Regions from separate parts of the Mus musculus genome. Here regions 1, 2, 4, 5 and 6 are each linked to region 3. The links are chromatin loops, found by intact Hi-C in ENCODE. Cell type or tissue: left cerebral cortex. All regions are shown on one strand. Region 1 overlaps Slc9a9 (solute carrier family 9 (sodium/hydrogen exchanger), member 9). Region 2 overlaps Slc9a9 (solute carrier family 9 (sodium/hydrogen exchanger), member 9). Region 3 holds the start of Chst2 (carbohydrate sulfotransferase 2). Region 4 overlaps Slc9a9 (solute carrier family 9 (sodium/hydrogen exchanger), member 9). Region 5 overlaps Slc9a9 (solute carrier family 9 (sodium/hydrogen exchanger), member 9). Region 6 has its middle 11 kb from the start of Gm32018.

Region 1 (4,000 bases), 570 kb before region 3:
GTGGTACTATGCGTGGAGAGGTGGCACTGTGCGTGGAGGGATGGTACCGTGCGTGGTGGGGTGGCACTGTGCGTGGAAGAGTGGTACCGTGTGTGGAGGGGTGGTACCGTGCGTGGTGGGGTAGTACTGTGCGTGGAGGGGTGGTACTATGAGTAGAGGTGTGGTACCATGCATGGAGGGGTGGTACTATGCATGGAGAGGTGGCACTGTGCGTAGAGGGGTGGTACTATGAGTAGAGGTGTGGTACCATGCATGGAGGGGTGGTACTATGCGTGGAGAGGTGGCACTGTGCGTAGAGGGGTGGTACCGTGCGTGGTGGGGTAGTAGTGTGCGTGGAGGGGTGGTACTATGAGTGGAGGTGTGGTACCATGCGTGGAGGGGTGGTACTATGCGTGGAGAGGTGGCACTGTGCGTAGAGGGATGGTACCGTGCGTGGTGGGGTAGTACTGTGCGTGGTGGGGTGGTACTGTGTGTGGAGGGGTGGTATCGTGCATGGTGGGGTTGTATCTGAGCTGAGTCAGTCCCCAGCTTGCATGGTGGAGGACTAACCACAGCTTAGTGCCTTAAATTCTTGGAACTTATATTGTGCATCCTTGAATATGCCTGTCAAAACAAGACAAAATCAAACAAAAAGTATTTTCTATTTCTCCCCAGAGCTGTTGACAGATCAAATAAGATGCTTTGTAAAAGATTACTTATAAATTGCTAAGTTTTCTATAATAATATCTATAATAAAACTTAACAACAATCAACTCTTCTTGGGCGTTTAACTGGCTCTTCAGATACCCCTCCTATAGCACTTTAATTATTTGTGACTGCACATAAAATTGCCAGAAGTTTGTTCTCAATAAAGTAGCCACCATAAAGAATCTGCTTTCTCTCCTTCGCCTCTTGCCACTGTCCACTTCCGCAGTGTAGATGTTCAAAGGAAGGAAAGAAAGAATTAGAGCCATTCCCCGTGGAAGCTCTGCGTTTACATACCTGTTTTACACTCCAAGATTCTGAACTCATAGCAATTGCTGGGTGTGTGGGTACTGCCCTGCTGTTCCATCTATTAATTGCTTGTGGCCATAGCGGTATCTATGCTGGTCTCTGGTGCTATCTAGATCATGGATGCTTTAATAGACTAATCAGCTGTGGCCACTTACGCCTTTTATCCCCCACCTGCTAATGTTTTCCCACCCATCCTACACTGCCCATATATTATAAAGCCCCATTCAGATCCCCGTGTTTGGGTTGGCCTCTCGCTATTGTTTAAATCAGCTTCACTACTCTTCTCATTAAAGATGCTTTTCCTTTGTAATTTGACTGCCAGTCCACACCCTGAGTCATTGTCTGCAGTTCAGCCCATGGGGTGTGCGTCTACCATCCTCACCAGAGCCGGTGATGAGGCACAAAATATAGCTTCTCATCTTGAGCTCTTCAATGTGGGATTTCTCTCTGAAACAAATTCTCTGACTTGGAAACATGATTATTAATATTATTAATCGTGATTAATAACATTCATATAACATTAAAATACGATTATCGTTTCCATATCACACTCAGATGGAAGCACTAGAGAAATGTGCACATGTGAATATTCATCTTTTCGGTTACTAACACTTTGAGGAAGAGTTGTCCAAAATGAGAGGCATTTCCATACACTGCATTTGCAAGTCAAATTTTTCTCTTAACATTTAAGTAGTAGAAAAACAAGATTTAGAAGAGCCACTTTCATCCTTTAAAGTTTACCACGGTGTAACTGTTTCAAAGGCACATGAACTGTTTTACCTTTGATCGCAATGATAATCTGAAGACCCTTTCTATTTGGGGTTACTATGGTTACGCTGCACGGGTGATGTGGGAGCTGCACTGCTGTTTTGATAAAAATAGGTATTAACTACCAGCCACGGTGCTTCTCATTTCATAGGACCTCTTGCAGAAAACGCAGCCGCATATTTAAAGGGGGACATGCGGGGTGCGCGGAAGCGTCTCCAAGGCAGCATGATGGAACATCTGCATAAATAATGGTGATTGGTCATGTGTATAAAAATATTTTTAATTAAATTCCTTCTAATTAAACAGGGCATCTTGCTGAATCCCTTTCTGTTATTTGCACCAAGCTTAGTCGTGAGGAAGATGGCTGATTAGCAGACCCAAGAACCTATAATTAAAAGCAGAACTGTTATTTTTGGAGAAAAGCTTCTTCAATAGGGGTGACTTAATTGGGCTGTCTCTCATAATTTTTCATTTGTCACTGAACTCCTCACTTAAGTCTTCATTTTTTTTTAACATGGGAAAAATGATTACTAACTTGGCGTAATTCACAGTTTTTATTTTTGATTTGTGTTTTCCTTTGGTCTCTTTGATCATGCTCTCTGGTCACTGTTGTGTGTCACTATTTGATGGTGGTCTTCAGTTATTTGTTTTGTCAGGGAGGCTGTCATCCTTTTGTATATCATATTATATATTGATTTTTTTTTTTTGTCATCTCTGGCCCTCCATACCTCTGTATTTCCAAGTGTCAAGTAGCCAGACACTCAACTGCTCATCTTTGGTTTAGTATCCTACCTTGTGAATTCAAAAGAAAACTAAACAACATTCTATTCACCAAAATAAATAAATACATCATAAACAAACAAACCAGATGCAATTGACAATGGCGTTTCCTCAGTATCACAATTAACATTGGAGAACAAAGACAACATTCAATTAACATCTGCTATCTGCTAAGTAGCACAAGAATAGACTCAGGCAGGTGTGATTCCCATAGTCTTAAGAGTTAAAACCAAAGGCATTAAGTTCATGGAGTTGAATTATCTGTGAGGTTGCAGAGGAGAAACATGGTGACTCTACTTCCAGAGTATTATATTTGGAAGAGAACACTGTTTTGAGTCTGAGGTAGAGGGCAGGAGGGAGAAAATATTCACCTGCTTTCCTTGAACTCCAAGGGAAAGATATTGCATCTCAAAGGAAGTCTGAGCATATTAGCCTACAGCATTTCCCCCTGAAGCCATCAGGCTTCGAAATAGTGCTGGCAGGCCAACCAATTTCTTTATGTGATCTGCTGCAAGCCTGCACAGTGTTATTTAACAGCACTCGAATGCATTCTCTCGCTCTATCCAATTCCATGTTAAGCATACTGTGATAGCATCAGTTTAAAAGCCTCTATATAAACCTTAGTCTATAAAACACCCTCATATAAACCCAGATTCTATTCTCGAGCAAATTTACTCAGAAATAAAAATACCAGCTTGGATTTATATTGTGTACCTCTTTCAAAGAACTCAAATAGCTTCCACACGCAGTGTTTCCGTTCATTTCACATCATTGTCTCAGGGAGAGAAGAGCCACGTTTTAGTAAAATAATTGAGGTGCAAAGGAATTTGATGATAACCTGAGATTTTACAGCCAGCCAATGAGAACTAGACTAGTGTGCTGGGCTTTGCATTGCTTAGGTTTCTGGACTGTGCTCTTGCAGGACACTAACATCTATGCGTGCAAAATGTCTTAATTAACTTCAGCCAACTTTTAGCTAGCTGCAAATCAATAATGCTTTTACTCTACCCATCCAAACAGCACCCCTTCAGGAGTCAGCATGCAGAAGAAGCACCCCAAAACTGATAAACACAAACATAGGGGTTCCATCTGAATTCTCCTACACACAGAGTCTGTCATCTACTGATAACAGTCTGTAACTGTGTGCACAAATATCTGACTTGACACACTTGCTACAACTGATTCGATCACCACCATGATCAGGCGATTTTATTCATTCTAAGAAACAGAGGTTCTAAATACTTCATTGTTTATGTCTATAAAGCTCACAAACAGCAGTGTTGAAGACGGTGCTTCCAAAATTCTTGGACCCACAACCACTGCTATTTCTCAAGACAAAACAGCACCCTGTCAGTCAAGTTTGTTTGTTTGTTTGTTTGTTTGTTTTAAAGATACTCAGTAGTCAAGAGTCCAGTTCTCATTTTCCTATTGATTGCATTCAATGGACATTTAATGAGTG
Region 2 (4,000 bases), 320 kb before region 3:
TATCTGTTATTTCACATTCCCTCCATCTATAAACCCCCCAGACATCTACCTGAATACTAGGACAAGCCATGCAGTGAGGAGACAGATAGTCTTGCTAGGCATATGCTGTGAGGAGAAATACATCCATTGAGCATTCTCAGAAAGCAAACTAGAAAGCAGTTCTCAGAACTCACTGTAGAGCTCTTGACATTAAGCACTGTATGTTATCAGCTCACTGGAGTCCACAAAGCCTCTATGCGGCTGTGATTAACCCTGTTTTACAGACCAGAGAAATAAGACACAAATAACCTGGCAAAATTTACTGTTGGAGCAGATAACTTTTTTTCCATCAAATCTTTGAAGGACAACAAATACAATCAATACACAACCTTTTTCCTTTCTAGTCACTGAAACTCATTCAACTGATTATCATCACTTTCTAGGATGTCAAGGTGGTACGAATCTACTGAATGAGGACTGTGTTTGGTCAATTACTACACAACCACCCAAGTCACTCGGGTTCTCCCAGTTCACTAATAATGCCATTTAGATCTACAGTGACAGTTATGACCCTCATGCTGGTCATGATTCCTTGGTCACTTTGTATCTGGAATTGTTCCTTCATCTTTCATTACCTTTCAGAGCCTTGATATATTTTTTTAAACTACAGGCCAGGAATTTGCAGGAGTCTGCAATGGGATGTGTTCAGTATTTCCTCATGATTAGATGCAAGTTTTGTATCATCATTAGCAGGGACATTCTCAAGGTCACTCTGAGTTGGCATGTGTGCCATCAGGAGATATCCCATTACTGGTGTCTTTGCCTTGGTCACTTAGTAAGGTAGTGTCACACAGAATTCTCCACCATAATGTCAGCCATTTACCCCATATAATTAGTGTTTGGGGGAAAGGTCCTTTGAAGGTATTTGTTTATTTATGTCACCATAAACCCTGTGGGTTTATCCGATGGGTTGGCGAATACTACAGTTGTTATTTTGATGTTCAAAGTGTCTTTGGTCTGGCCACCAGAAGCCTATTCCTCCTGCCTCTCTGTCACTAGAGTTCTCATCTTAGAGCATGTTTTTTTAAAAAATTAATTTGAACAGTAAGCCTTTTAAGGTTCATCTTGTACTTTCCTTGCTGTGACCCTGTAATTCACTGCTTTTCCAAGGACACTTATTTTATTTGCACGAAGAATTGCCCTTAGCAAGCCAAGACCTGTGTTTGAGTGTGGTTATTGCTGCTTCAGACACCCTGCTAGGTAGAAATAGGATGTGCTTGCATGGGTACACATTCATGCATGTGCATAAGGAAAATAATTTTCATGAAGATGCATGTTTATACCTGTTGTACCAGGGTGGTCTTTCTTTCTAGTCTTTCCGTTTCCATATTCGTAATGCCATTTAGATAGTGAGAAACCGAGAGCCTGCATTCTTAATGTACTCTGTAGGATCAGCATGGTTTTTTTTAATCTCTAAACTGGTTATAGCTATAAAACATTTCAGGAGGCCATGAAGTGTAGCAGGCAGAACACAGGGCCAGGGCCAACTACTGGATTTTCACTTGGTATGTAACCTTGAACAACTGACTCAACATCTCTGAGCCTTGTTCCTTGGACTTAAAAATGCTTTCCCCACCTACCCCTGCAAGCTACCAGAGTGGCTGTGATGTTTAAATGAATACCGAACAGTTGCTCTGTACAGCATCTGGCAGGTAGAACCAGTCAAATATGACCCCCCCCCAAATATGCATCCCCATGCTTCTTACCACAATGTGAAGTCAGAATTATAAGACCTATCACCCCACTGAGGGGGAACAATAGAAAGCCCAACAAAAGTTAAAGTGATCACATGATTCCTAAGTGCTGGAGACAGCAACAGGGCATCAAAGGTTGCAATTCTATGGACTCCTCACCCTTTCTGGGCATTTCCGGGGTAAAGTAGAAGCAGGAGGGGAGAAGATGCTCCAACAATAATGGACCCATTATTGAGGGCACTCTGTCACTGAATTTCCATCTTCATGCTCAGCTATGTAACAATACCTAAGTTTACCTTTGATTGACTGGATGCCTGTTAACACCAAGAACATCCCAAAACTCATTGCTAATCCTCCCTACACCCCTTCAAGAAAAGTAGTACTTTGTCCATGTCATAAATCAGTAGCCCGAATCTTTCAAAGTAAATAAATAACTTCCTCAAGGCTATGCAGCCAGTCTCTGGCTGGGTGCAACCCTAGTGCCAGCTTCCTTTCTGTCCAGTCCATGCCACATCCTGAGAAGCACACAGGATGTACCCGGTCAGTCTATTAGAGGAATTCTGGACAGGTCCGTTTGAACAAAGAAACCAATTAAACTTGCTGAAAACAAGCTCGGGACATGCTTTGTCCTGTTCCCAGCTTTCTCTGCGCCCCGTTTCAGGAAATTGGAGAGCACAATGACTGGAGTCCTTGGTGTCTTGTTGCCATAGCATTCCTCCAGCCCAGCTGGATGAGCTGGCATCTGTTTAGGAACTAAAAAGACTCCCAGAGCAACTGGAGTGAATCCAGCACCATAGACCCAACCCTTTTCTGTTCGTAGTTTGTTTCTTCTGGAGCCTTGCGCACATGGGGTGTGTCTGCGCCCTTGTCTGTTGGATGTATACATTGTCTATTGAATGATTTGCTTCCCCAACTAAATATCAAATTCTTGGGAGGCAAGGGAACTCTTTGTCATCCTTGTCTTTTATATAACAGCCCAATACATCCCTAAAAATGTACTTGTTACCTGGATGGACAGATGCATAGGACTGATAATTCATCCTTAGTGGTGCGTGAAAGGGGTTGAAAAGGGAGAGAGAGGCCAGTTAAGAGCTAAATGGGACATACTATACATTTCCATAGCAAATAGTTTAGATAGACAGAAGTTTTTAGAAACATTAGAGAAGCTTATGGGTACCAGGCATGGAGTTCAGAGAAACACCGCCTGGGGTGAGTTCTCTCTCTGGTCCTTAACTTCTGTGGAACCCTCAGCAAGCCACTAAAGCTAAGTGTTCGATGAGGTAGTTATAAAAAAATTGATGCAGTCATAAATGTGAATTGCCTACAATATTATCTGGCACACAGTAGGTACTTTGCAAGTACAGCATTACCTTCCGCTCTTACTGACAAATAGGAAGATCCCAATGAGGTGATGAAAAGAAAATATAGTGCCCAAAGCCACACAAATGAAGAAAATGTCGTCTCTGTCCAAAGCATCCCACAAATTAAATTACCATAAACTGGCAATTTACACATGTAGTCCTAAGGGATCGGCCACAGAAATGAAAATGAAGCTGCCACAAGGTGAGAACTCAAATACATTTCCCTTCATCGTTAACACAGTGTGTAATGAGAAAATCAGCACAGTCACTGGGTGTGAAAGCAGACACTGGCTCTCCTCGTGCAGATCCCTTAAATAAGGGCTATCAGAAGAAGTCATTCTGGGCCTTCCCCCTGCCAAACTTAGGCAGCCGGGGGTGGAAAGAAGTTCCCACTATCAAGCCTGTTTGCACTTTACATTCATTGTCTCAAGACTTAAATTGTCGGCAGATTACACTGCAGGCTTTCTACATTTGTCTAGCAGGTTCATTTTCCCTCTTAGACATCTAAATCCTTCCTTGTCTATCCTTCACAAACCTTCCTGGGTGTCTTTCCTAACTTCCCCATCAGCTCAGAACAAGCCCTCAGATACAAGCCCTCGCTAGGCCTGACACCCAGTTTTAGTTGCCCCTGCCCCTTCCTCCCAGTATATTCAAGAATGAATTTACTTTAGAAATAAGTGTTCTGGTCTGCACATCTGTCCCTCTGCTCCAAGAGCTGCCTTGGGTCTCCTGCTGATAAGATTGAGAATAAGAAGAAAATAAAATTGAGCAACTCTATTTAGCATATATTTATATGGCATAAACTGGCAATTTACACATGTAGTCCTAAGGGATCGGCCACATCATATATATATGAAATATGTCTTTATTTCCTTGATTCTCTTATGAGATTGGTAATGGTATTGT
Region 3 (4,000 bases):
TATTCTAGTCATCAGAACTTGTTTAAAAAAAAAAAAATTGTATGCTTTCAAAGTCTTTCAAATTCTCCTTTTTTTTTTTTCCCCCCTGAACCAACATCAGAACAAAACCAGCAGTCTCTGCTTCGAGGTACCCTGTCTCAACTCAATACAGCAGTAATCAAAACCGAATGCCTTCAACTCTCCAGGGCTTGTTCTTCCTTTCTGGACTCAAAGCTGAACAGGAGAGTAGTGTGTGCTCTTTCTTCTCTACCCTGTTTGGTTTTGCCTGTAGATTTGCTCCATTCCTGGGTACCTGGCAGGCAACGCTTTACATGTGAGAAAACAACTCTCGGTTAGTAAGAAGGCAGAGGCTTGTCCCAGCTTAGCAAGTAGATGGCTGGAAATGGAGGGACAGGGTCCACCTGAAGCTACAGAGACAAGTAACACTGGTAAAGCCGGAGTAATGGAATCAAATATAAAAAGACTATTATTTATTATCTTCTTTATTAATACTCACATATAACCTTTGCTGACACAAAAGTCTACTTTGAAGACCTGCCTCCTTGATTTACCAGCCCAGTGGGGGCTTTCTGCTCTGGGGGTCACTTCCCCCTTCTCCACCCACCCCATCCCACATCCAAATTACTCTTACACATTCACAGATACCACGAAAATTTTGTAAACAAGATTTGGGTTACTGGAACTTGATTTATCAACATTCCACTTCAATATGGAAGGGAGGAGGGAAAGAGGGAGGAAGGAGAGAGGGAGAAGAGACAGGGACACAGGGCAATCTGTCAGAACTTTCAAGTCTTGCCTTTTCTGAGGGGTGTGTGTGTGTGTGTGTGTGTGTGTGTGTGTGTGTGTGTGTGTGTGTGTGTGTTTGCACGTGTGAGTTGAGGGCTGTTCCTTGAAATGCACTGACTCAAAACGTTGACAGCAAGTGCCTGTGTGGTTATTTATATTATATATCTATAATAGAATATGTGGGCTTCCTCAGCTTGGGTCTGGGCTGTGTTTGTTTAAACACAACACCATCCTTTTTGTGGGTGTCTCCGGAGAGTGTCAGATCTCTTGGGAACCCTTCTCAAAGCCGGGGCTTCCTGAGCAAGGTCTTGCTGAGGTCTTTGACCTCCTCAGGACTGTTAACCCGCTCATAGCCCAGCACGGCCATGGGCTGGTAGCAAAACTCCTCCACCTGTTTGATCTGCTGGAAGGTGAGCGCGGTCCGCCAGGCATTGGCGGCCTGAGTGGCATTGCGAGCTGACACCACGAAAGGCTTGGAGGAGGAGCCCGAACCACTGGTCATGTTCAGGGCAAACTGCTCCATTTCGGGACTCACCAGCAGCCCCACAAAGTCATATACCCTCCGTAGGGTCTTAACGGGGTCTCCCACCAGATCCTCGTACCTCACCACCAAGTAGTGTCCCTGCAGCCAGTCAGGAGGCTGCAGGGCTGTTTGCAGCGTCTTGGCCATACTGTTGCAGATGACCTCCATTGCACCCAGAGCGTGGTAGTCTGCTGGGCCACCCATACCCTCCTTCTTGGCACCAAGCTTGTGGCCAGCAGCCTCCAGGAAGGGCATGCGGTGGGCTCTTGGATCCCGGCTTCGCACCACCTGTAGGCTTTCCCGGATGAGGCCGTGACGCGAGCGGATGCGGGAGCTGGCAACAGCACGAGGATCACGTACTAGGTGGATGACCTTGAGGTCCAAGGCTGGATCTTTAAGCAGCGGCGCCAACACAGCCACATCGAAGACCCGCACGCCCTTGATAACCAGCGTGCGGTACTTGCGACACTCCTCCTCGAAGCGTGCCAGGCGTTGAGGTGGGCACTTTTTGCACACGCGGTCGTCCACCAGTCCGACGACCTCCTTGCGGTAGGCAGGACAGAGTGGCGAGGAGCATACCACCTTGTTAGTGGCTGCCCCAAAGATGCCCAGAGTGGTGAGGTTGCGCCCCCCACTGCCTGCGGGGCTATACAGCTGGAAAACCGAAAGATCGCAGCGGTAGAGAGCGCTCAGCATGTCCCGCGCTGCCCCCTGCAGGGAAACGGCGTCCCCGGGGTACAGTTTTTGCCACACGTGCCACACAGGCTCATAGAGGAAGAACACCTCAGGGTTCTGGTTGAAGAGCTCACCGAAGAAGGACGAGCCCGAGCGCCACGTGGTGAACACATACACCAACTGCCGCTTGTCCCCTCCACCCCTGGTGCCTCGAGTAGCATTGCCCAGAGAGGCCGCAGCTCCTGCACTCCCAGCCGCGGCTGCGGGAACTGCCCCCACGCCCGCGGCAGGAGGGCGGTACGGGGTGCGGGGGTCCATGCGAGAGTGAGCGCGGGGTGGCGCTGCAGGAGGCGACCCCGGCCGTCCCCAGCCGGCCCCGGCCGCCCCTACCGCGGCACCCAGAGGCCCGTCGGGGTTGCACTGCTGCAGCGGCTCTTTATGCCACTTGTAGTCCAAGAGGTTGAGCATCGTGAGCACCAGTAGCAGTGCATAGCCCGCGCACAGCACCAGCGCCTTCCTGCGAAATACCTTCATCCCGAGCGGGGACGCAGGCCAGCGGCGTCCTGCGCGCCGGGGCCACGGCGGGAGCAGGGCCCGCTGCACGGCGGCAGGCGCGGCCGGCAGCGGCCGGGGAAGCGCACCGGGGGGCAGAGCTCGCGGCGAGCTGCGGCTCATCACAGGCACAGCCGGGGCCGGCGGCGCGGCGGAGGCGGCCCTGCAGCCCAGGAGGGGGACGCTGCAGGCCGGCTGCGGGCGCCGGGACTGGGGCCGCCGATCCGAGGCGGGCGCGGCGGCAGAGGCTGCTGGTCCCCGGCGCCCAGGGCTGGCTCTCCCATGGCAGCGGCTCCGAGAAGGACCTGCGAGGGGAAGCGGAGTGAATGGGTGAGCCCAGTCTCCGGTCCAGATGCCTCCTCCGCCTGAGTAACGCCCACCCTCTAGTCTGCGGGCTCCTCCACTCACCTGGAGCGGAGGGTGCGCCTCGGAGCGTCCCCAGATCCCCGACCGGCGGACTGTCCGGCTAGCACTCTCCTCGGTTTCTCTCCGGTTCTCTTCTGCTAGGGGTCCCCAAGCCTTCGAGGGAGCCGCGAGACTCCGCTGCCCTAGCCCTAGGCAGAGTTTTCCAGCAGCGGGCGCCCTGCACCCCGGGAGGGGAAACTTTCACCGGGCCCGGAGCCCAGCTCTGCGCTCCACCGAGCGCGGCGCGTCCCGGCTCCAGCGACGTCTCCTTAGGTCTCTCGGGACCGCTGCTTCCCTCCAGGCTCTGGGGCACGAAGCAGGCAGGAGGCGACAGTGGGGGGTGGCTTACATACGCCCCAGCTCCAGGCTGTTCTGCTCTCCATCGCTCTCTCTTGGCCTCCACGTAGCGAACCTTCCCATCCCTCCGGCGGCCGCGGATAGGGTGCAGCGCGGCCCCGCAGCGGCGGCTGCTTCTTCCATCACCCGGAGGATGTCCTGGCGGGCGGCTCAGGCGAGCCCCGGCGCTCCGTGGCCGCGGACTGGCCCAGGACTCTGTACACCTAGCTGAAGGCAAAAGAGCGGGACCCCCCACCCCCGCGTCACCAGCGGCTTCTGCCCTACGAGGTCCCGAGGCAGAGGAAGCCCCCGCCGCGGCCGCACTAAAGCGGCGCCCGGGAGGATGCTGCTACCCGACTCCCCCTACGCCGGGCGCCTGCAACGCGCTCGGGCCGGCCTCTGCGCGGCTCCTGCCAGCCCGCTCGGGGTTGGTGCGCGCCGCCGTCTGTCGCCCCGGCTCCTCCCCTTCGCCGTGCTCCCCTCCTCCTCTGCCTGTCCCACACCCGCCCTCCTCGCAGCTCCAGACTCCCGCCGCCACCTCCTTAGGGGCTGGAGATGCGACCCGGTTCAAGGAGGCGCTGCTAGGGCCTCCAGCCGTTAGTAGCAGAACAGAGCTCTAGGTGCGCCCGGGGCGCGGCGCCGGCGCCTGATTCCCAGCTCGCCCGCACAGCCGGAGACTTGGGTTCTCTGTAGCTGCACGACTCGGCTCCCAGGATTCGCTCT
Region 4 (4,000 bases), 430 kb before region 3:
AAAACATCAAGGCTGAGTGCATATGCCCAAGTGTGTGTTTATGGAGAATATGGCCAAATTTCAAGCTGCCATTTCCTTGATGGCCTTGAAGGACCTAGAGAATGTAATTAACAGGAAGCCTCTGTCTCATTCCTTCAGGGAAGAGACTGAATTGCTTCTAGACACGTGACTCTAAAGTCCAAAAACAATCCTATCAGAGAAAATATGATCTGGAGCCCTGGATATAATGCCTGAAAGGGAATTTGGTTTTAGGAAGGTCATTTGAACACCTGTGCTGTTTGACACCAAGGTTGGGGCTGGAGGGGATTGGAATCCCAACTTGTCTCAAGGGAGAAGAAAAGACAAGATAGTGGGTCTGCTCAGGACAGAGCACCAGGTAACGAGCTTTCACTGTGGCTGTGGGGTTTGTTGTTGTTGTTGTTGTTGTTGTTGTTGTTGTTGTTGTTGTTGTTGTCCCAAGATGTTAAGAACTATGAAGTGAGACTTTTCTTCCCCATTCATATTGTGCCTTGCCCAAGTCAAAGTGAACATTCAAAATCAAAGTAGCAGGAAACAGGTGCCTGGTGGAAACTAAAGAAAAAGAAGTTTTGATCCTGTTGTCACTGTGAGACCCTGTGGTCGCAGAACTTTACACTTCCACAGAGACTGATCAAAACAGGGTCACAGAGACATCTGTCTGGATAGGGTTACTTTGGATTTCCATAAAGATGACATTTTGCTCAGCTCTTGACTTGTCTTTCTTGCCCTGCCTATGATTCTGAGGGGCTTGGACACTTGAGAGCAGATCTTCAGACCACTAGGAACAGGCAGGCAGGGAGGGCTTCATGGCCAGCACTTTGAATGGGAAGTGGCAGAAGGTCCATCTTCTGAGATCTGACTCTGCCAGTTTCTAGATAGCTAAAAGGAAGTTCTATATATAGGGTCTTTTCTAGGGTGGGAAGAGAAACTATGTCTTAACTTTCTATGTCCTAATGCAGGTCTTCTCAAATGGTGGTCTGTAGGCTGATTTCAGAGTGATCCATTTTTATGACACTGTCTGTACTCGTTTCTGGCATAAATTAATAATTTATGGCACCATCTTAGGGAAACACCATCATTCTTTCCTTCTGTGTTGATTTATTGCTGGGCTTTTTGTCTTGCTCTTAGAGCACAAGGTTGAGGTCTATATGAGAATTTTGATTCATCTAAGTATTCAAAGAATGGAAAGTTTGAACATATCCAGAGAAAAGTAATCTGATTTTAAGGGAACATTTCTTTCCCTTAAAATTGCTACTAGGTGTGTCCTGGAATGACTGTGCTGTTTGTAGAATTCATATATGACATGCTTTAAGGAGTTTCTCTACACTAAAGGCAGGAAACACCACTTAAAGTCTCTAGAACGTTCATAGCCTATAAAATGTGTTTGGACCTGCTTGCTGATTTGCCTGAGTTCTAGAACACCCAAACCAGGAATTTGAATTTTATTCATAATTGAAGTTCAAATATTTATAAGTTAATATCTAAAGAAAGAGCCTTGAGAGGCAAATCCAACATAGCCTAAGGGCCAGCATCCTTTTGTGGGATGAACTTGACCACCCACTCTCTTACCTGCTGGCATACCTGTACAGTGACAATATTGACTGATGCTTCAGGAGGGGGGGTAGGATGGGAGTAGAGGCAGAATAGTTTCATCAGAAATGTAAGTTTACTGGGGACTAATCCTCTTCAGGATCCTAGAATAAGAAGAAAATAAAAGTAGAAAGAATTGGAGCAAGTGTCCAAAGAAGAGAAAGGGATTACTTCTGAAAAAAATAATACACACACACACACACACACACACACACTACTGTTTTTTTCTTTTTTTTGAGAAAAAGAAAATTATTAGAAAGAACCATACATGGCAAAGTCAAAGAGGCAGGAAAATATGGCTTAAGATGCCATTAACAGAAATAACAGGTGCCCCAAGGAATAAGACAGTTCTGGGATTACAAGTGACAAACCATGCTGAGTGTGGGTGGAAGCTTGGGGTGACATCTGGACAAGCTGGGACTCGCTGCAGTTCTGTGGGTGGGAGGGCACCATCAGCTCACAGAGGCGGGCAATGCCTTTAGGATGACAAGGGATATCTCACCTCTCTTGGAAACAGCTAAGGCAGTACACATGGGAAAATGTTGTTCACAAATCCTGGGTACCTGGATCTCATGACCTGGACTTATGATTTATTTAGTCTAGACTATGGCACAAATGCAGCATAAGGTCTACTTAAGTAATTCTAATGAATGACAGAGTGGAGAAACTAGAAGATGCTGGACTCTACATAGAAGGGTTGACTGGGGTCCTTCCGGCTGGCAAGTGGAAAGGGTTTTGAGCCAGTCAAGCAAAGTAAAAATCTCTGTGTGTTGGTAAGGAGTAGCTACATACTGGTGGGCTTTGGGCAGCAGTCCTCAATCCAGGTTACACCATGGAAACACCCAGAGAATTTTTTTTGAAAACCCATATGATTGATGCCACTTTAAAGATTCTGATTTATTGGGTCTGAAGTACAGCCTCGGAGGCAGAATTTTTAATACCTGCTGATGGGGGGACATGAGAGTCATTAAGAAACTTCTCCTTTGGGGTTTCTATAAAAACTTAAGAAAAAAAGAAAACTGCTGGGAATTTTATATTCTGTGGGAGTAGGTGGAGACTAAGCGACACCAAGATTTGTATAAATGCATATATTTTTGTAGGTAGGATGATTCCAAGAGATCACCAAAATAAGCATTCTACAGTTCTCAGCTCTGGAAAGGCAATGCTACTGCCAAAGCCCAAATCCACAGAATCCTTTTTGAGGTGACTTGTCCACCTACTCAAACCTCACTTAGAGGCTTCACTGACAAGTCACAGACCCACTGTAGCAATCATAGCACGTGCAACTGCCCTACTGTAAAAAATTAAATTTATTTTTACACACTCTAACTTTGTAAAATATCCATTGGTTTTTATTTGTAAAATATTTGTCATTTACTGTCTATGGAAGTTTCATTAAAATTAACCTCTGTAACTCTTGTGACTTCAACCACTCAGCTTCATGCTACTAGCTCTTGTTCACAGACCAGGAATCTGGAATTTGAGAGCAGGGAGCATTAGCATGAGACTATATAGTAAGTAGAAACACAGGAGAGGTTGGAAATGATTCTATTCCCACTGCTGATGGATCTTTCCTCTGTCTTCAGTTTGGGAATCAAGAGTTTCTCCCAGCCTCACCTACACAAATGCATTTGGAAAGGTGCTCACAGTTGATTCTACAGAGACCCCTTCTTATCCATATACTGTGCTCACTATTCTAAACCTGGAAGATGGTAAAATCTGTCCCCTTCACCTAGAATTATTTGGTACCCCCAACAAACGCCATTTCTTGGACTCAGTACTCTTGAAGCTTCAGTGACTGAAATCTAATCTGCAATTTTGCCAGCTGAGTGTGGAATGTTTCTTAAGTGATAATGAGTGCAATTAGCATTCTATCCATATGTGATTTAGGACAATGCTTTCCATGACTTTTTCTTAAAAGCGAAGGCACTGAGTTTTTCAGAACTACACAAAAATAGAATCTTTTATATATAATGAGGTAAATGTTCAAAGAAGACCCAAGTGTGTGTTTAAAGTTATAATTCATGAGAAAGTGTTCTATAACTTTGTGTTGCATATTTGAGAATCTTTAACGCTCTCAAGAGCCCTCATTCTCAAGATATTTTGTTGCATTCAATGAATCCCCCTCCACAAAGAGCACCTTTGTCTGACAAGTTATAAGTACTTGGAAGCCCTGTTGTCACCAAAGGAATGTATTCAAGGACTTGAAAAAAGATAACGAAAACTCTGTTCCCAAAAATCATATTTAACATATAATGCCAAGAAAAGTCACTCCGTGAACTCTGATGTTAAGGAAAAACAAAATTTTAAAGAGTGCAAATTCGTTAATAATGTCCAGTTGGGCATGACAATGTATTTCCCCTGTGTCATTGGCTGAGAACAGTAAGCTGTA
Region 5 (4,000 bases), 580 kb before region 3:
CTTAACCATTCAGCCATGTATCTAACCGATAAAATAACATTTTAATGTATTTACATCAGGAAGATAAAACCAGAAACTGGATGGCCAAGTCAAGAAATATCACATATGAAAAATATAGAGAGAGATAGCATAAGAAAAGGGTTTTTTTAATCCAATAATTAGGCAGATTAAACATGATTTTTTCTGTGTTGATTAAAAAGATTCAGCCCATCATATTAAGTCCATTTGAACCCATCCAGTTTCAGGCAGGATTGATGAGAAATCCGGAAGCGTGTATCCAGGCAGCAATCCGAAATTACACGGAAGAAGAGGACACGAGGTAGAGCAACCACATAGAAATATAAAAGGGAAAGAAAAGCCATTTGTAATGAGTACTTTTAATTGTCAACTTGACACAACCTACAATCCACCCCAGAAGAGAGGCAATAAATAACTGTTCTTACTGTGTGTGTGTGTCGGGGGAGGGGGGGAGTTACACGTGCGCACGCGTGACATAACCAGCTGCCTCCAGTTCTTGCACTGTGACTTTCCCGCATGATGGACTACATACCTGGAATCGTGAGCTAAAACTTATCCCCTCTCCCCTAAGGTGCATTCTTGTCTGGATATTTTTATCACCTCAAGAAAAATGAAGCTAGGACACTGCTGAACTTTCTTTGTGTAACATTTGGTGTTAGAAGAAAAAAAGCATGCAGTATGGTAGTTGCTAAATATATGTTTACAAATTCAGGAAAGCAGGAAGAATTTGATTAAAGGGTAATTATGCTGGGTGCCCTCAATAAACTCTTTTAGAATTAGCTATAATAGAGAAATAAAAAGTAATGGATTGAATAATGTAACTAATCAACATGATATATGAGATATTTAATAGGTCTTTACCTCCTAATGAAAAACTGCTTTTTGTTAATCAACAAAAAATCTCAAAACTTGGCTGTGTATTTTGCCACAAAGGAACATCAACAGATTCTAACAAGAAAAAAAGAATTTGCTAGCAACATTCTCTCATCAAGTTGCCTAAAACACAAAAGAGACAATAGAATTCTTATACATCAGAAGAAATCAAGAGGAAAGTATTTAATGTCTAGGATACAAAGCAAAGGGGAACATTGGAGCCACACCCAATAGACACTCAGATGAAATTTTGTGGCATTAAATATATTTGTTATTGAAGAATAAACCCAAACTATAAAGAAATATAGAACTTAACATAGGAGACTAGATAAAGAAAAATTAAACTAAGTAATTTTCAGAAAGGGGGGAATTAATAAAGACAGATGAATAATAAATAATGAAATAAGAAAATAAAAAAGTCAATAAAAAACAAACAGTGATGATGTCTGAGATGAACTCAGTGAGCAACTGGGAGGAGAGATGTAATATGTGTGGGCTTTACCGGAGACACAGAAGAGAAGGGTCACAAGCATCACCTCGTGCCCAAGAGTCAGATAATCAGACAGCACAGTGTTCCAAATAATATACCAGGCAACGTGAAAAAAAGCTTTACCCATGATCATAATTACAATAAATGTCTCTGGTAACAAATAAAAATCTGGAAGAAAAGGCTTGGAAGATGATGAAATACCTACCATTGAAAAGATGGTTTCATAGCTGAACTACATCTCACTTTCAAAACAAAGAACTCTAACAAGACTTAACGATTGTGAGCCATGTGGAAGCGTGAAAGCCTCTTGTTTATTTAAAGATGGCATGAGGCTGAAATCAAACGGCTGAAAAAGAACCACAGCAGAAAGTTGCAGCCCACCCTACTCAGACTTGAAAATACTAGAGCTCAAAATAAAACATTTGCAAATAGAAGCTAGAACTGTGAGTAGTAAAAATTCAGAGGCAACTACTGCATAATGTTAAGTGGACTGGATATGCAGCTCAGAGGTAAAACAGTTGCTCATCATGAGCGAGGCCCTGGGCTTCGTCTCCAGTGCCAGAAAAGCAGACCACCACCACCAACAAAACCCATTAACTATGATTAATACTCTCTGGATACAAGAGTGGCAGTCCTCATAAAATCTACCAACTTCAGTGGTAAACAAGACACAATATTGCACGTATTAATGAGATAAAGGCATTTGAAACCTTACAGCAACAGCAAAGATGAATTAGAGGTTTAAAACATGAATTAAAATAATTTTAATGTAATTCAAAGCATTTACCACAATCTAATACTAGAAACAATCATCTTAACTGCTTGAAACTGGGTAATTCCAAACTGTAGTTGCAGCCAACTTTCTTGAAAGCAATGGGAATAAAAGAAATATAAGAAACACGAAATATAAGGAAGTCTAATGCTTTGGATTATCAACAGCTCTTACTCCTGGGTCCATGGCTAGAGGAGAAAGTGACCGAGCGAGCCAAGTGGGAGGAAGCTGGTGGAGTGTCTCACTGTAGGGGAAACTTCTATCCATGATACTGTTAGATCCAAGTAACGCTGCAGTGAAAATCAAGGCTTAAACATCAACATTTCCCTTTCTACCTTCCCTTTGACCTTTCCTTGGACTCCCCATTGGACAGACAATTGGAACCTAGAGCCAGGAGACTTACAGTTGTCATCATGTGGTCAGTGTTCTCTGGCGGAGAGCAAGGTGATAGATAAAGAAGGATGAAGATCTGGAGGTACGGATGTAAAATACTGTCACAGTGTTCCAAGGATTGAAAGGGGGGAGAGGTATAGGGCAAACATCACATATACTAGAAATCAAGAAAAAAACCTACCATTTTTTGGTTAACATTTTACTATCTAAAACAACTATTACATTAAATGTAACAATTTGTAAGGTGCCTGGATATAAGATAAATATGCAAAACCTGTTAGCATCAATTTTTTTTAGCTGGGCCTGATGATAGAAGCCTGTCATCCCACGTACTCTGGAGGATGAAGAAGATGGATCACAAATTCAAGGCCAGCCTGGCCTACAAAGTGATCTCAAGGCCATCTTGTGCAACTTGGTGAGACATCATCTCCAAATGAAAAATGCACAGTATTGAGGATATAACGCTTGCCTAGTGTGCATGACGCTCTCTGGGTTCAAGCCCAAGAACTGCCTCCCACAATAGCCACATAGTATCTACAAGATGAATACGATATCTACAAAATCTACAGATACTTGGAGTCAGTATTAATATTTACAGTATTGTCACTGTAAACACATGATGGGGTAAATCCTAGAATACAAAGTTGAAATTAGGGACTCTCTTTCACTTGCTACTAGGTGTTTTTAAGACTGCTTTTAAATAGAAGATCATTAGCAAGCTGTGTCACTGCTGATGCTTTGGATGTCCAAACATGTTCCAAACATGCCAATGTCAGTCTTTGCATAACAGTCTTTTTGAAACCTTGTATGCCTGAATATATTTTACTTATCCCATCATATTATAAGAGCAATTTGATTAGATACACAATTGTGCATTCAAAGTTACTTTTTGTCCCCTATTGCTTTAAGTTGAAATATTTGAACTTTAAGTGTGTATCTCTCTGCATTCTGGGTTTAATTTGCATCTGTGACTCCCATTTTCCAGATGCCATGCCCCTATTTCTTGCCTCCTGTATCTCAATATTTTTATATGTATTCTTGTGTCTTAAATCTTCCTTCTGTCTGGTAGAGCTCCACTGCTGACTTTCCCATTTACCTGCTTTGCTTCTTCAGCTATAACCACGGATCCCCCTTCCTATGTCATCCTAGTCTCGGATATGTTCTTTCTTTTAACTCCTAATTTTGTTTGAGATTGATTGTTTGATGTGATGTGATGTGGTATGGTGGTGTGTGTGTATGTGTGTGCTTGCCTGTGTACCTGTGTGTACATACCACAGTACACATGTTGAGGTTAGAGGACAACTTGCAGGAGCTGGCTTATTCTTTCTTTGTGAGTCTCATGGCTTTTGCTGAACTCTGGTGACAGACTCTGGTGATAGGTGCCTTTACCAACTGCTCCATCTTGCCAACAGTGCAATATTTGTCCCTTACCTTTCCTTTCACGTATTTTTAGC
Region 6 (4,000 bases), 84 kb before region 3:
CAGTTGCATTATGAGTGACAGGCCATGACCACCCAAAGCCCTGTGTGACTTATCTCCAAAGCTGCGTCTATAGCCTTTGTCTGGATGTGAGATCCCTTCGAATCACTGAACTATTCTTTGGAACTCTAGACAGTGGTTTTTATACAAATGGAGTTGCCCATCCCAAGTGCTACAAGACAGACAAGTCTCCTTGTGTCCTTATAAAGAAAACCTGCTTAGTCATAAGAGGTGAACAACCACTGTAGCCAGAGTTGACATTTGATGATGGTTCTAATGGAGGAAATAGCCCATAATTTAATTCTGCTGACCTTTGTCTCTATGCTCTGGGACATTGGTGAATAGTTAGGAAGCCTTGGCCGGTAGCAATAAGGCAAGAATTAGACATCATCCGTGCTCAGTGTCCTCAAGGAAACAGCTTCTCCATCTTTTGCCTTAGTGTGAGGTGTATCACCTGTGGTTTCTCTGATGGGTCTGGGGTGGGCACCCAGGCGTAAGCATCGTGTGCAAAGAGTAACATCCCAGAGTAGCACTGAGTTCCACTCTGTCCTGCCAGTCATATTGACAATAAACTTCCTCCAAGCCAGACCCAGTCAACTTCCCCACGCATCCTGTCCTGCCTATAGAACTGAAGCCTAGATAAAGTGAATCAGGTGACTAGCGTGCCTTAGAGACAACATTTACCCTAGGGAGTTAAGAAAGAGTCCAGCCTATTCTCTAAGGTGTAAACACTCAGATCACAGAGACTCAGGGTTCTCTTACTGTTCTTATTTGTAGTGCTTAGAAATTGTTCTTAAACTCACTAGCATAAAACAACAACAAAGATTTAACAATGTTCACAGTTTCTAAAGAGCCTGAGAGGGGTGACTGGTATCTGTCTTATGACATCTAAAGCTTTAGATGGAAAGATGAAAATTGTTGGGAGACCAAATTAGTTATCTGAAGACCTCTTGGCACACTCCTGGTGCTTGGGCAGAAAACGCTCGAGAGCTGAGCTGATGGGTGACTCCATGGGGTGTGGGCCTCCTACACAATGCACTGAGCTTCAAGAAATCAGATTCCTCACCTGACTCAAACATGAGTATCACTGTGAACCATGAAGCAGTTAGAGTAATGTGGGGACTCAGCCTGGGAAGTCACTTAGCATACCTTCCCACCATTCTCTCTCTTCCTTGCATCCATCCTCAGATTCCCAAGATTCAAAGGCAAAGTACAGCAACTACTCCCCAATAGAAGAAAAAGAAATCAAAAAACTTGCGATCAGCTCTTAAAACCACTTTTCTGCTGTTAGCAGGAAAGCAGAATCAGGCAAACAGCGGCGTGTGTGCCTTGGGATCAGAAATAAGCTACAGTTTCAGAAAACAATCACAGAGTAATCATACTTCTAGAAAATGTCTTGCAAACTTGTCCAATAGCCAAATCCCTGTTCAGCAGCGAGGCTCTAACCCGGACCACCCACCCATTGATCTCATCTATAATTTAGCAATCAGGAAGGTTAGTGCTTTCCAAACTATGTGAAGAGAAGTCTCTGCTCTCCAGGAGCTGTAAGGTTTAATGAGAAAAAAGATAAACTTCTCCACGGCTCCTTTTCTATTGGTTGGAAGTTCTACCTGCATGTTTCCCCACTACTTCTGTCTCTTAAAATGGTAGGGACCCTTGTAACCTGTTTGCTCCAGCTTACCCATCTGTAAAATGGACATAGCCAGCCCTGGAAGAGAAGGTTCTTAGGATTCTGTTTCTGTATTCACAACAGACTTTATAAGCCTCCGAGACTGTGCTCTTTAAATGCAAAATGTTATGACTATCATTTCATTATTGAAAAACCTAAACATTGGGAGGATGCTTCTGTTACCCCGTTGCTAGGTTACTGACAGACCTCCCTGCCTGCTCTGAGATGTTGAGACTTGCTGTAGCTTCACACCAGGGCAGCCTTTCCTGGGCTGAGATGAAGGTGAGGGAGAAAGTTGGCCTACAGTCAAATTGCTTTGGCCGTTACCAGGGGAGGGGGTATTTAGCCTCCTGGTACCGTAGCTATGTTTGCTTGCTCTTGGGATCCAACAACTCAGTGCCATCTATCAGTACCACCCAACTGGATGACTTAACCCTGACAAAGTTTAGATGCATCTCTGAAGATGCTAAACCTATAAGCACTTTATTGTCCACAGAGAGAGAAAGGAGCTAAATATGGCAAGCAAGCAGTAACACCTGGAACTCCTTCCATGTGCTCAAGGCAGGCCAAGGCATCCTTCCTACGTGTTTGCCACATTTCTAAGAAAGTGGGGGAAAAAAAAAAAAGAAAGTGGGGGAAAAGCTCATGCTGCTAAGATTGTACCGTGAAAACTATTTCTTCCAAGGACACATCATTTCCTGTTGGCATTCGTACCATAGATGTCACTGCCACAGGCTAAAGGACAGTAAGCATCCCAGATATGACATTTAGACACCGTGAAAAGTGATCAGAGAGAGAGAGAGAGAGCTTTAGTCCTGCCTTGATTCCAATGAGGACAGTTTGCTGAACATAGTCTTCTGGCAACGAAAACTGTCGACAACTTCATCCTGGTAAGCTTTTGTCTCTTTAACAATGATTTAAGGCAGGCAGTGTTATCCCAGCTCCCAAAAAAACCAATGGGTATTTTTCTCCCTGGCCATGTAAGTGTGAAGAATAATTTTAGCAAATTCCAAAATGATCTCATCAATGGGGAGTGATATTCAGTATTCAACAGAAATGCTCTCTACCCATCTGTTTCCTTCTACAGCACCAAGAGAGGAGTAACAAGGAAACCAACAGGGTTGTTACAGAGGAGGGGGGAGGTGAGGGGGAGGACAGAAAAAGGGATAGGACAGGTGAACACCAAGCAGCCCCGAGAGTTCTTCCTGCACTAGGCAGGGGAATGGAGACCAGCATTCCTTCAAAAGTCACCTAGTCCACTCAGGTGTCACCAAAGACTTCCTGAGATTCTTCCCTGAGCCAGGCCTGTCTTGGGGTCTGGAAGCAGCAGGGAGCTTGGGGATACACAACACAGATCTGCCAGAGAAGCCAACCATGAGCCCAAAAAAACAGATAGACCACAAGACCACCGTGGGAGCCACCAAAGAAACCCAGGCCACTGTGCACATAAGGACATGTCATTGAGACAGGCAGGTCACCGAAGACCAGCCTGAGGAAGGTGACATCGCTCTACAAGACACCCGGAGCCTGTGGATGGTGGGCAGCAACAAGCCAAATAGGAAAGGCTGTCCATGTGTACATAGGGCAGAGTTATGTTATTCCAGCCTTTCTTTGCAAAATGAAAGGCTTTCTGCGGCTGGGAGTAAACCAAATATTTCTCTTGCTGTTGAAAGGAGTCTCATCTCACAAGACAAACTCGAGCAGGATCGCATCAATTAGCTGTAAGTGAGCTGGAATTAACCAGCTCTGTGGGAAAGGCCTCCCAGTAACTCTCCATCCTGAACTGCTTTCTGGGATGTGGCTCAGCGGCATCCTCTGACACTGCCATCCTACACAGAGAAGGGCAGAAAAATCCACAACAGCCAGATCCACTCACTCTATCCAAGTCACATCTGCTACCCTGCAATAAACATTCTATATGCAAATCGCCTCGAGTGACTCTCCAGAAATGGACTAGTTTCTTATGATGCATCATCTTAACAGCAAAAGAAATTGAAAACATTTTTATGGCTTATGTCCATAATCCATTCCTTCCCTGTGTGCTGTGGTTTTTACCAATATATTAAACTCTTCTTTTCAGTACTCACTAAGGCATCAGTTGTGTGTGTGTGTGTGTGTGTGTGTGTGTGTGTGTGTGTGTGTGTGTCCACACACTCAACAGTGATGGAGAAGGCTTTCATATTCATCCAAATGAGAGCTATTAATGGCTACCACCACAGTGAGATCACACTTCCATTATTAAATTGAATGGTTCCAACGAGACACATTGTGCAGATTGGAGGGCTTGTAATACAGAAATTAAGTCCTATTCTGGAAATAAAGTCTTAGGCGGAC

The links. Peaks named below come from ENCODE experiments on the same cell type or tissue, not always from the same donor. Only the 100,000 strongest peaks of a DNase experiment are listed, where the experiment ranks them.
Region 1: it touches region 3 in a loop (2.4-fold over the local background); 4 of 42 quality-filtered maps call a loop at or near these places.
Region 2: a loop joins it to region 3, with 2.7 times the contacts of the local background. A loop is called at or near these places in 3 of 42 quality-filtered maps.
Region 4: it touches region 3 in a loop (8-fold over the local background); 4 of 42 quality-filtered maps call a loop at or near these places.
Region 5: a loop joins it to region 3, with 2.2 times the contacts of the local background. A loop is called at or near these places in 4 of 42 quality-filtered maps.
Region 6: it touches region 3 in a loop (4-fold over the local background); 3 of 42 quality-filtered maps call a loop at or near these places.

The regions. Positions count from the first base shown.
Region 1 is chr9:94,837,503-94,841,502 of GRCm38, forward strand. All of the region lies in intron 5 of Slc9a9 (solute carrier family 9 (sodium/hydrogen exchanger), member 9), which reads left to right. Among named protein-coding and RNA genes, the nearest start is that of Mir7656, 88 kb to the left of the region's middle. In left cerebral cortex, no CTCF peak of the experiment used is centred here; DNase peaks (open chromatin) are centred at 1,382, 1,656 and 1,834; H3K4me3 peaks cover 477 bases.
Region 2 is chr9:95,086,880-95,090,879 of GRCm38, forward strand. The region is part of intron 12 of Slc9a9 (solute carrier family 9 (sodium/hydrogen exchanger), member 9); the gene reads left to right. Among named protein-coding and RNA genes, the nearest start is that of Gm32018, 220 kb to the right of the region's middle. In left cerebral cortex, no CTCF peak of the experiment used is centred here; a DNase peak (open chromatin) is centred at 2,374.
Region 3 is chr9:95,403,633-95,407,632 of GRCm38, forward strand. Chst2 (carbohydrate sulfotransferase 2) reads right to left here and starts at 3,638. Exons shown (of 2, transcript NM_018763.2): 1 at 2,945-3,638; 2 at 1-2,841. The coding sequence starts at 2,659. The coding sequence ends at 1,067. In left cerebral cortex, CTCF peaks have their summits at 1,979 (motif pointing left) and 2,184; DNase peaks (open chromatin) are centred at 1,120, 1,998, 2,442, 3,199 and 1 more place; H3K4me3 peaks cover 3,797 bases; H3K27ac peaks cover 2,859 bases.
Region 4 is chr9:94,970,126-94,974,125 of GRCm38, forward strand. The region is part of intron 9 of Slc9a9 (solute carrier family 9 (sodium/hydrogen exchanger), member 9); the gene reads left to right. Among named protein-coding and RNA genes, the nearest start is that of Mir7656, 220 kb to the left of the region's middle. In left cerebral cortex, no CTCF peak of the experiment used is centred here; DNase peaks (open chromatin) are centred at 850, 2,069, 2,780 and 3,391; H3K27ac peaks cover 830 bases.
Region 5 is chr9:94,828,463-94,832,462 of GRCm38, forward strand. All of the region lies in intron 5 of Slc9a9 (solute carrier family 9 (sodium/hydrogen exchanger), member 9), which reads left to right. Among named protein-coding and RNA genes, the nearest start is that of Mir7656, 79 kb to the left of the region's middle. In left cerebral cortex, no CTCF peak of the experiment used is centred here; a DNase peak (open chromatin) is centred at 1,750.
Region 6 is chr9:95,319,582-95,323,581 of GRCm38, forward strand. No RefSeq gene overlaps it. Among named protein-coding and RNA genes, the nearest start is that of Gm32018, 11 kb to the left of the region's middle. In left cerebral cortex, no CTCF peak of the experiment used is centred here; DNase peaks (open chromatin) are centred at 1,972, 2,632 and 3,515; H3K27ac peaks cover 778 bases.